Regions from separate parts of the Homo sapiens genome. Here all the other regions are linked to region 2. The links are chromatin contacts, found by Hi-C or POLR2A ChIA-PET in ENCODE. All regions are on one chromosome and are shown on one strand. The core of a region is the stretch at or near the end of the contact, and the rest is flanking DNA. Distances in the headings are between cores, read along the strand shown.

Region 1 (3,235 bases), core at 241-2,740, 130 kb before region 2:
CCTGACTTTTTAATGATCGCCATTCTAACTGGTGTGAGATGGTATCTCATTGTGGTTTTGATTTGCATTTCTCTGATGGCCAGTGATGATGTGAGCATTTTTTCATGTGTCTGTTGGCTGCATAACGATTATTCTTATGTTTACAGCAACATGGTTATTTGCATAGATTCAAAAAGAATCTGTTCTCTGGCCAGGCACAGTGGCTCACACCTGTAATCCCAGAACTCCGGGAGGCCGAGGCAGGCGGATCACTTGAGATCAGGAGTTTGAGACCAGCCTGGCCAACATGGCAAAACGCCGTCTCTACTAAAAATACAAAAATTAGCCAGGCGTGGTGGCATGTGCCTGGAATCCCAGCTACTTGGGAGGCTGAGGCAGGAGAATCGCTTGAACCCGGGAGGTGGAAGTTGCTGTGAGCCGAGATTGCACCACTGCATTCCAGCCTGGGTGACAGTGAGATTCTGTCTCCAAAAAAAAAAATAAATAAAATAAAGGAGGGCCAGGCACGGTGGCTCACGCCTGTAATCCCAGCACTTTGGGAGGCCGAGGGGGGCGAATCACGAGGTCAAGAGTTCAAGGTGACTATAGGGAGAAAAATTATATTTCAATAGAAAAACGATAGTTTACCTGTTATTATAGTAATGTTCATTGTTTGAGTTATTTATCTACCTGTAGACTGGATTAGATTCTAGATTCTTCCAGTTTTCTCTAATGTCTGGCTACAATCTCCAGTGAAGAATGAGAACTGGCTGGGCGCGGTGGCTCATGCCTGTAATCCCAACATTTTGGTAGGCCGAGGCAGGAGGAGCACTTGAGGTCAGGAGTTCAAGACCAGCCTGGCCAACATGGTGAAACCCCGTCTGTACTAAAAAAATAAAATAAAATTAGCTGGGCATGGTGGCATGCCCCTGTAATCCCAGCTACTTGGGAGGCTGAGGTGGGAGGATGGTTTGAACCAGAGAAGTCGAGGTTGCAGTGAGTTATGGTGGTGCCACTGCAATCCAGCCTGGGCAACAGAGTGAGACCCCATCTCAAAAAATAAACCCACACCCAAAGTGTTGGTTTACAGAGGCTTTCCAATGCAATAGGAAGCTTCTGGAAACTTTAGGGAAAGAGGAGGATTAAGCAATGGAGTCTAGAGAACCCTCAGTGGCTTGCCACTGCCTTTCATTTCCAGTCTAGTTCCCCTGGGAGGCAGACAGGCCGAGCCCTCTGACATTGCTGCTGGAGGCTGTCTCTCCTGGCAAAGGCCCAGGGAAACTATCCTGCTGAGGCCCATCTGGAGCTGGCAGGGAGCTGACATTCATGGCCACATCTTAGTCATAACTCCTCCCCTCCCCTGACACAGCCACTTCCTCTTTCTGCTGAGAAAAGAAGTTGAATGAAGGACAAGCTCTCAGAAAGTTGCAACCCCTAAGAACTTGAGTACAAGGAAGAGACGGATGTTTATTTCAAGAACCGTTCCCCGATGTCTCCTGGCTCATAGAACAGCTCCAACAACACGTGCTTGGATGCCAAGTGTGCCATGAAGACCAATCCTTGCTATAATCCTGATGGAAAGAACTTCCCCATCTGAAAAGAGGATGGTGATAAGTAAACAGATTGTCAGGGGTAGAAGTACCCGTCGGACCCCAAGCCTGGAGCATTTTGCCAGAGACCTTTTTTTTTTTTTTTTTTGAAACGGAGTCTCGCACTGTTGCCCGGGGTGGTGCAATCTTGGTTCGCTGCAACCTCCACCTCCCGGGTTCAAGCGATTCTCCTGCCTCAGCCTCCCAAGTAGCTGGGACTACAGGCACATGCCACCACGCCTGGCTAATTTTTGTATTTTTAGTACAGATGGGGTTTCACTATGTTGGCCAGGCTGGTCTCGAACTCCTGACCTCGTGATCTGCCCACCTCAGCCTCCCAAAGTGCTGGGATTACAGACATGAGCCACCACGCCCGGCTCAGAGACCTCTTGCATGAGCCATGATTCTACCAAGCGCTCTACTCATTCCCCCAAGAAATCACGTCATCCCCTTTTTACAGATGAAGTTACCTGCTAAGCTAGAAGTGGCAGGAAGAAGCCAGGTGTGGTTTGTGGCTGCTTGGGAGGCTGAGGCAGGAGGAATGCTTGAGCCCAGGAGTTGGAGTCCAGCCTGGGCAACATAGCAAGACCTCGTTTCAAAAAAAAAAAAAGAGTGGCAGATGGGACTAGGGCCTGGGGATATGGCTTCAAGGATGTCTCCCAGCCTGCAGGCCGCATTCTCTGCCATTCCAGTTGATCATCTTGACAGGGAAAGTCTACCGGCACACGCATGCTTAGATGGGCCAGTATCTCCCTTATCTGGCCCATGAGGCCTCCCTCTCCAGGCCAAGCCCCACTCTTTACTAGGCACTGAGGCCTTCCATGCCCCCAGGGCACAGATTCTCCCATTTCTCTCCCCTCTTTTTTTTGAGATATTCTCACTCCAACACCCAGGCTGGAATGCAGTGGCACGCTCTTGGCTCACTGCAACCTCCATCTCCTGGGTTCAAGTGATTCTCCTGCCTCAGCCTCCCCAGTGGCTGGGACTACAGGCACCCACCACACACCTGGCTAATTTTTATATTTTTAGTAGAGATGGGGTTTTGCTATGTTGGCCAGGCTGGTCTTGAACTCCTGGTTTCAAGTGATCCACTCGCCTCGGCCTCCCAAAATGCTAAGATTACAGGTGTGAGCCACCACATCCACCTCCCCATGGTTGAGGATTTGCTTCTGGATCACCACCTCCAGGAAGCCTACCTCTGCAACCCCTAGGCAATTTTGTTTTTTGAGAAGGTCTTGCTCTGTCACTCTGGCTAGAGCGCAGCAGGAGGCAGCAAGGCTGGGACCTGAGCAGTGAGTACAGCTCACTGTAGCCTTGAATTCCTGGGCTCAAGTGATCCTCCAGCCTCAGCTTCCCAAGCAGTTGGGACTACAGGCACGTACCACTGTGCTCGGCTAATTTTTATATTTTGTAGAGATGGGGTCTCACCACGTTGCTCAGGCTGGTCTTGAGCTCCTAGGCTCAAGCCATCTTCCCACTTCGGTCTCCCAAAGTGCTGGCATTACAGGCCTGAACCACTGTATCTGGCGTTTTTGAACCCCAGCCTGTTACTCCCCTACAGATCACACCACAACCTGCTTAGGCCGCAAGCGGCTCACCCGGAACAATCCCTTCGTGCCACAAGTCCCTGGCTCAGTGCCCTTAACCACTCAAATCACCTGGGTTTT
Region 2 (3,651 bases), core at 703-3,202:
CCACTGGGTCCTGGTGGTCTGCAGCTGTTCTGCCCCTATGCCTGGGGGAGGTGGGGAGACAGCACAGCCCACCTTATTCACTAGAGTTAACTCAGGAACCAGAAGCATGCCTGAGACACTTCTTTCATACTGGATCTACACTAGGGGAATCACAATCTTGGTGTTAAATTAGTTCTTCCCACTGTGGTCGGCAAATTACCCTACCACTCATTGGCTTGTAGGAGCTGAGAAGATAAATGAAAGCCTTTTTTTTTTTTGAGACGGAGTCTCGCACTATTGCCCGGGGTTGGAGTGCAATGGCGTGATACCAGCTCACTGCAACCTCCGCCTCCTGGGTTCACGTTGATTCTCCTGCCTCAGCCTCCCGAGTAGCTGGGATTACAGGCATCCACCACCATGCCTGGCTAATTTTTTTGTATTTTTAGTAGAAACAGGGTTTCACTATGTTGGCCAGGCTGGTCTTGAACTCCTGACCTCGTGATCCGCCCGCCTTGGCCTCCCAAAGTGCTGGGATTACCAGGCATAAGCCACCGTGCCTGGCCACAAGAAAGCCTCTTTTTACTCACTTAACCTGAAGCCAGATTTTAGAGATGAGGTTTCATTGGTTGTCAGTTTTTTTGTTTTGTTTTGAGACAGGATCTCGCTCTGTTGACCAGGCTGGAGTGCAGTGGTGCAGTCATAGCTCACTGCAGCCTCCACCTGCTGGACTCAAAGCAATCCTGTTTCAGCGTCCCAAGTAGCTGGGCTATCTGGCCTGGCTAATTTTTAAATTCTTTTTGTAGAGACTGGGTTTTACTATACTATGTTGCCCAGGCTGGTCTTGAACGCCTGGGCTTAAGCGATCCTCCTGCCTCGGTCTCCCAAAGTGTTGGGATTACAGGTGTGAGCCACCATGCCCAGCTGGGTTATGTTCTTTAAAGCCAGATAGCAAACTCACTTTTTATTCCATTAGGTTTATCAAAGCAGACTGCCTTCCAAGAGACGGTATTTTTTAGTGTTAAGTTGACAAGGGGTTTTGCCTGCTAAGTTTGCCGAGTAAATCCTCGGACAAGGATTGTGGGTAGTGGGCAGACCAAGAGTGAGAAATATTCTCTTGCCCTAAATCAGGAGACTACATTAGAAACAGACAAGATAGACTCAGGAAATAAAGGCTAAAAGGTATGAAGGACAAGGCAGCTTGTAGCTGACTGCAAGCATTGTGGGGTGAGTCTTTTTTTCATGTAATCTCCCTAAATACCGTCCAAGTCTCCAAGGTCAAACAGATGCCACCTCCCGCTGCTGGGGCGGGGCCACATTGAGTAATAATCATTGCTCCCCGTGGTATGTTAGCACTTCGATTTCTTTCGCCTAGTGGCGACAGAGCCAAAATGAAACTGAGTAAGTACAAAACAGCAAAATAGCATTGGCCGCATCCCTCAGGGCCTCACGCACGCACCAGCCACAGCTGGTCTGGCCGCCCTGCCCCATTCCTTGAGCCACAAAATGCTGCAGTGATGCTGGTTTGCAAAGCCCCAGAGCTAGGTCGGGGGATTCAGCATCCCTCCCGGCCCAGGTCTGGGCCCCCTCCCTACCCCAACCTGGGGGCTCTTGCAGTAGGTCCCCTGCCGACCCTTCCCGGCTCTGAAGCTGGCTTTCCCGGGGATCGCCTCTTCCAGACCCCGGACTCCAACAGCGTCCTCGAGCCCAGCCACCCCCGCCTCCAACCCACCTGGGAGCTCCATCCTCGGCCCTATCTCTGAGCACCTCCCCTCCCCAAACGCCCAGACCCCCGGCCAAGGAAGCCTTTTGCTGCCTGCCGTCTCCCCGAGGGGCCTCCTTTGCATTGGCGAGCCGTTCGTCCCTGGCCCCGGCGTGCACTGGCGCGCCTCTGTCCCCCGGGTTCCTCGACGTAAGACAGGTTTCTAGGACGGTGCAGAGGCCAGGGCGCCCGGACTACGCGGAAGCCCGGATGTGGGCCGGGCGGGACCACGGCTGTGTATGTAGCCCCGCCCCGGGGGCGGCCGCCTTCCCCTCGGGCATGGCAAGAGCCAATCACAGGCCAGCGTGTCCCCGCTCCGCCAATGGTCGGACTGTTGCTAGGGCCTGGGTCCCTGCCCCGAAATCGGCCCGCTTAGCGGCCCCGGGGCTTCATTTGTTGCAGATCCCGCCCTCCAGCCACTGGGGAGCTTTTATCTCCCAACTTCACCCGCTTCTCTCTCCTCCGTCTTCCGCCTCCACCTTTGTTACGTGCTTGGGAGGATGGAGCCTTGGGCTCGTGGTGGGCCCTTGGTCCCACGCCTGCCCTTCAGTTTCTCCATCTGAATAATGACGTGATCTCTCGTGTCCCGGCCCGTACTGGTTGGCTATCCTTTCTTACCTACACATCTCTGCTTCTGAAAACAGCCCTGGGAGGTCTGCGTTGTTCCCAGATTGCAGAAGAGGAAACTCCTGGCCCCCGATGCACACAACAGCTGGGCGGTTTCTGGTGGCTACCTGGGTCTGACGGGTTCCATCACTTTACACGCGGGAGCCATGGTGCAACAGTGAGGGAGGGGGCAGATCTGGTGTCCTGGCGACACTGAGGCCAGGTCCTGCCTCTCTTTGGTATCCCAGGCCCTCCACAGCTAGGTCCCAACCTGCCTGTCCAACCTCCGCTGCCCTCATGCCCCAGGTGTTACAGCCCCATCAGCCTCCTGTGCGCCCTTCAAGGTCCTCTGCTCCAATACCCTTCCCTCCCACGGTCCTGATGATGATAACTGAATCGAACAGTGGCTGCCAGCCAGGGCCAGGGCCCTCCCCCATCATCAGTCCTGAAAGATGTCAGAAATGGAATAAAGACACCCAGTCTCCCCGCTTCCCATCTCCTGACATAGAGTTGTATAATCCCAGGCCGAGAGGGAGTTGAGTTGCCCAAGTCACTATCAAGGCTGGATTTAGGAATTAAAAATCAGCTCCAGTGAGGTTGCTGACTGTTTAGAAAGGTGGGATTTCTGTCGCTCAGCAATGTCTATTTTCTTTTTCTTTCTTTTTTAGAGACAAGGTGTCACTCTGTTGCCCAGGCTGTACTGGAGTGCAGTGGTGCAATCATAGCTCACTGGAGCCTCCAAATCCTGGGCTCTGAGTAGCTGAGACTATAGGTGTGCACCACCATACCCAGCTGATTTCTAAATTTTTTTTGTAGAAACAGTCTCACTGTGGTGCCCAGACTGGTCTCGAGTACCTGACCTCAAGCCTCAGCCTCCCAAAGTGTTGGGATTACAGGTGAAAACCACTGTGCCCGACCCAATGTTTCATTTTCTGAATAAAGGGCTGTTGGGGGACAAAAGCTTAAGAGCTCAGGATTTGGATTCTCATCCCACCATGTCCTAATTAGGTGACATAACCTCTCAAGGTATTTAGCCTTTTAGAGGATCAGTTTCTACATCTGTAAAACGAGAATAATACAACCTACCTCAAAAATGTCTAGCAGTGACTGAGTGCTTACTATCGGCTCTCAGCAGCCTTCTAAAGACTTCACAGTGGCTGGGTGCAGAGGCTCAAGCCTGTAATCCCAGCACTTTGGGAGGCTGAGGCAGGAGGATCGCTGGAGACTGGGAGTTCCAGACCAGCCTGGGCAACATAGCGAGATCCTATCTCTACCAAAATTACAAAATTAGCCAGGCATATTGACAA
Region 3 (3,503 bases), core at 536-3,035, 110 kb before region 2:
AACTGTCTCAAAAAACAAAAACAACAACAAAAAAATACCACTTATCAGCTTCTAACCTATTAAAGCCCATTTCACAGAAGGGGGGGGAGCCAGGCACCTGGCTCCCCAAGTAAATCTAAGACATGTTTGTGAGCCTCTAAACTGGAATAATTCCTCAAGTAACTCCTGCAGCTCTCTGGCCTCCCTCCCCAGGAAAACAAGGGCCTCGAGTCCTCAAAGAGAGCCCAGGAGACCACAGTTAAGACCAGAGCTCTGGCCGGAGGGCTCCAGGGGCTGGACTTGCCCCCATCCCAGGCAAGCTACTGGGTCTAGGCCCAGGTGAGGAGGAGCCAGGTTCCCCTGAGGCGGGAGAGGACAGGCCCTCCATGGGACCACAGGAACTTGGTCCAGGGATCAGGGTTTAGCTGGGGAGCTGTGTGCCCAGCCCTGCCCTGCCGTAAGGCCTCTCCTTGCAGCCTCTTTCCCCACTGGCTAGGGAAAGGGAGGTCTGGCCTGGATTTCTTGGTCTTTTCCTGCATGTACCACAGGTTAAGCCTCTCCCCCTTGGAGCTGCCCCCAGGGACCCACTGATGCTTTTAAGGTCTTTAACACCAAGGTTATGATGCCCCCGCCCCCATACCACTTATCTATGTGGAATTTTTTTTTTTTTTTTGAGCCAGAGTCTCGCTCTGTTGCCTAGGCTGGAGTGCAGTGGCACAATCTCAGCTCACTGCAACCTTTGCCTCCTGGGTTCAAGCGATTCTCCTGCCTCAGCCTCCTGAGTAGCTGGGATTACAGACACGCACCACCATGCCTGGCTAATTTTTGTATTATTAGTAGAGATGGGGTTTCACCATGTTGGCCAGGCTGGTCTCAAACTCCTCAGCCTCCCAAAGTGCTGGAATTACAGGCGTGAGCCACCACACCAGGCCCCAGTTAGTTTTTTTAAAGGCTTAAGAGATGGGGTCTCACTATGTTGCCCAGGCTGGCCTCAAACTCCTGGCCTCAAGTGATCCTCCAGTCTTGGCCTCCCATAGTGCTGGGACTACAGGCATGAGCCACTGCACCCGGCCCACTTGTTGTTTTTAAGATAATGTATACTTTGGGTCTCTTCAGGATGAGTTCCTAATGCCCCCAGCCTTAGAAACAGCCCCTTAGGCTACCCACAGGGCTATCCTATCACGCAGGCCTGTGTGTGTCACAAACCCACCTGAGAGAGAGTGGCGTGGCTTGGGCCAGCCTGAAGTGCACGGCCACCTCTGGCTCCACCCCATCGACCCAATGTCGGGCATCAGAGGCAGGAGCTGCCCTGGGTCCGGTGACCTCAGTGCCAGCTTCAGGCCTCAACTGGGCCACCTCCCCACCTACAAGTGAGAGGGATCCACCCAACCCCACCTCCCACCGATGGTGGCCACAGTCCCCATACCCGGCTGCCTCGAACATCCTCCCACCAAAGCCAGGGCCCCCAGCCTCTCTTACCTGCATGCTGTTGCCACACTCGTGGAGTCCAACCTCAAACCTGACCACATCTTCTGTGTCCATGGAGACCAGAGGCTCACAGGCCTCTGGGCCCAAGGTGAGGTCAGCAGCCCTGATGAGCTTCCCGGTGCCAAAAAGGTCTTTGCTGACCATGACCATCAGAGTGGCCTCCTGACACTCCACCAGTACGGGCTGTACGGACGTCTCAGGATGGCTGGCTCCACCCTGCAAGAGCCAGAGGGGTTGGGGGTAGCACAGCTCAGTACTACCCCAGAGCAGGAGGCAGATGAAGAGCCTATAGCTCAGCTCCATGGTACCTGCAGAGCAGCAGGCAGCCGCCTCTGGCCATCTTATACCCGTGGGATGCTGGCTGCTGCCACCTGGGCTCTCAGCTTCTCAGCTGCCTCCCTTCCCTAGCCAGCTGGGCCCTTGTTGCATAAAGTGGTCTCCATCCAGAAGCATCAGTAACACCTGGGAGCTTGTTAGAACTGCAAACTCTCAGCCTTCACCCCAGCATGACCACAGCAGAATTTGGTTTTTAGCTTGGAAATCCCCCACGTGTATCCACATTAAAGTTTTTTTTTGCTGTGTGTGTGTGTGTTTGTGGTTTGTTTGTTTTTGTTGTGTTTTGTTTTGTTTTGAGACAGAGTCTCACTCTGTTGTCCAGGCTGGAGTGCAGTGGTATGATCTCGTTTCACTGCATCCTCCACTTCTCAGCCAGGTTCAAGTGATTCTCCTGCCTCAGACTCCCAAATAGCTGGGATTACAGGAAGGCATGCGCCACCGCGCCTGGCTAATTTTTGTATTTTTGGTAGAGACAGGGTTTCACTATGTTGGGCAGGCTGGTCTTGAAGTCCTGACCTCCAGTGATCCTCCTGCCTCAGCCTCCCAAAGTGCTGGGATGACAGGTGTGAGCCACCGCGCCCGCCCCAGCCCACTTGAAAGTTTTTAGCTTGTAAATCCCCATGTGTATTCATGTAAAAGTTTGCAAAGAGTGTGCTGCCTGCCTGGTGCACCACAATGTATCACAGCTTCCCTCCGATCCCCTGCTGGCCCTGCCCTTAGGAAGCTCGCAGCCCGGCAAGGGAGCTGTCCCAGGTCTGTGGGGGACACAGGAGAAAGCCCTTGATTGAAGAGTCAGGGGGATTAGATCTGAGACATAAGGAGCTCATTCCAAGTGTGAGAAAAAGGAGGCGGTATCAATTAGGAGACAGGAGGAATTTCATGGGTCTCTGCCTTATTTTATGGGAGGCCGGGGGGTAGGTCAGTTCAGGCAGAGGCAGCTGTGTGAAGAGAGGTGGAGAAGGGGCCCTGCGTTCTTCATTCCTGGGTGAATCCCCCGGAGTTCATACTGAGACACAGCAGAAGCGGGGCTTGGCTTCAGCTCACCCCGACCAGGGCATTCTTTTTTTTTTTTGAGACAATCTCACTCTGTTGCCCAGGCTGGAGTGTAGTGGTGCAATCTCAGCTCACTGCAGCCTCCGCCTCCCAGGTTCAAGCAATTCTTCTGCCTTACTCTCCCGAGTAACTGGGATTACAGGCTTGTTCCACCATGCCCAGCTCCTCACCACAAGGGATCCGCCCACCTCAGTCTCCCAAAGTGCTGGGATTACAGACATGAGCCACCACACCTGGCCCAACCACTGCATTCTTTCCTGCATTCCCAGTGATCACCAGACCCATACCACGATTTCACTGACATCATCATGTGGAAACATGCCTATTACTTAAGAGAATCCCAGGAACTGACCTTAGGAGATTCAAATATCAAACCAAGGTTGTGGAGTGTCCCACCTCAGGAAGGAATGCTGAACTGATTGACAGCCTTGTTGCCACCAGCCAGACTACCAGGTGGCCCATAACTCAAGATAACCATGGCAACCAGATAATGCCAACCTGCATACCTTCACGTGCTTTGCCCAGCACAGCCGGCATGCCCTATCCCTGATGTAAATTCCCATGCTTTGCCTAATAAAAAAGCCCTCCTGGCTCTTTTTGGAGAGTCAGATAGAAAAATCTCTATATCTTTCCCTCTCTCTCTCTCT

Evidence for each region. Hi-C counts contacts between places; a loop is a spot of excess contacts on that map. ChIA-PET counts read pairs that join two places held with the same protein, here RNA polymerase II (POLR2A). Pooled maps may share reads with other maps.
Region 1: a pooled map shows a loop between it and region 2 (5-fold over the local background). The contact joins the enhancer-like site here to the promoter of FPASL in region 2. A Hi-C loop is called at or near these places in 2 of 50 pooled maps. POLR2A ChIA-PET finds 5 or more read pairs at or near these places in 2 of 52 experiments (H1 and activated CD4-positive, alpha-beta T cell).
Region 3: a map of PC-9 shows a loop between it and region 2 (8-fold over the local background). The contact joins the promoter of ZP3 here to the promoter of FPASL in region 2. A Hi-C loop is called at or near these places in 4 of 168 maps with a recorded cell type or tissue (DLD1, PC-9, endothelial cell of hepatic sinusoid and 1 more) and 5 of 50 pooled maps. POLR2A ChIA-PET finds 5 or more read pairs at or near these places in 11 of 52 experiments (A549, H1, HepG2 and 7 more).

The regions. Positions count from the first base shown.
Region 1 is chr7:76,443,951-76,447,185 of GRCh38, reverse strand. No RefSeq gene overlaps it. Among named protein-coding and RNA genes, the nearest start is that of DTX2, 16 kb to the left of the region's middle. RefSeq lists enhancers at 1,677-2,586, 2,587-3,235. Within about 2 kb of position 1,490, at least 16 of the 41 ENCODE cell types and tissues checked have a DNase peak (open chromatin) inside an H3K27ac peak, as active enhancers do.
Region 2 is chr7:76,316,548-76,320,198 of GRCh38, reverse strand. FPASL (fibroblast proliferation associated lncRNA) reads right to left here and starts at 1,952. Exons shown (of 2, transcript NR_186616.1): 1 at 1-1,952. RefSeq lists enhancers at 1,089-2,085, 2,434-2,613, 2,086-3,082 and a silencer at 1,914-2,153.
Region 3 is chr7:76,423,232-76,426,734 of GRCh38, reverse strand. It overlaps ZP3 (zona pellucida glycoprotein 3), which reads right to left and starts at 1,785. Exons shown (of 8, transcript NM_001110354.2): 1 at 1,459-1,785. The coding sequence starts at 1,770. RefSeq lists a silencer at 2,389-2,683.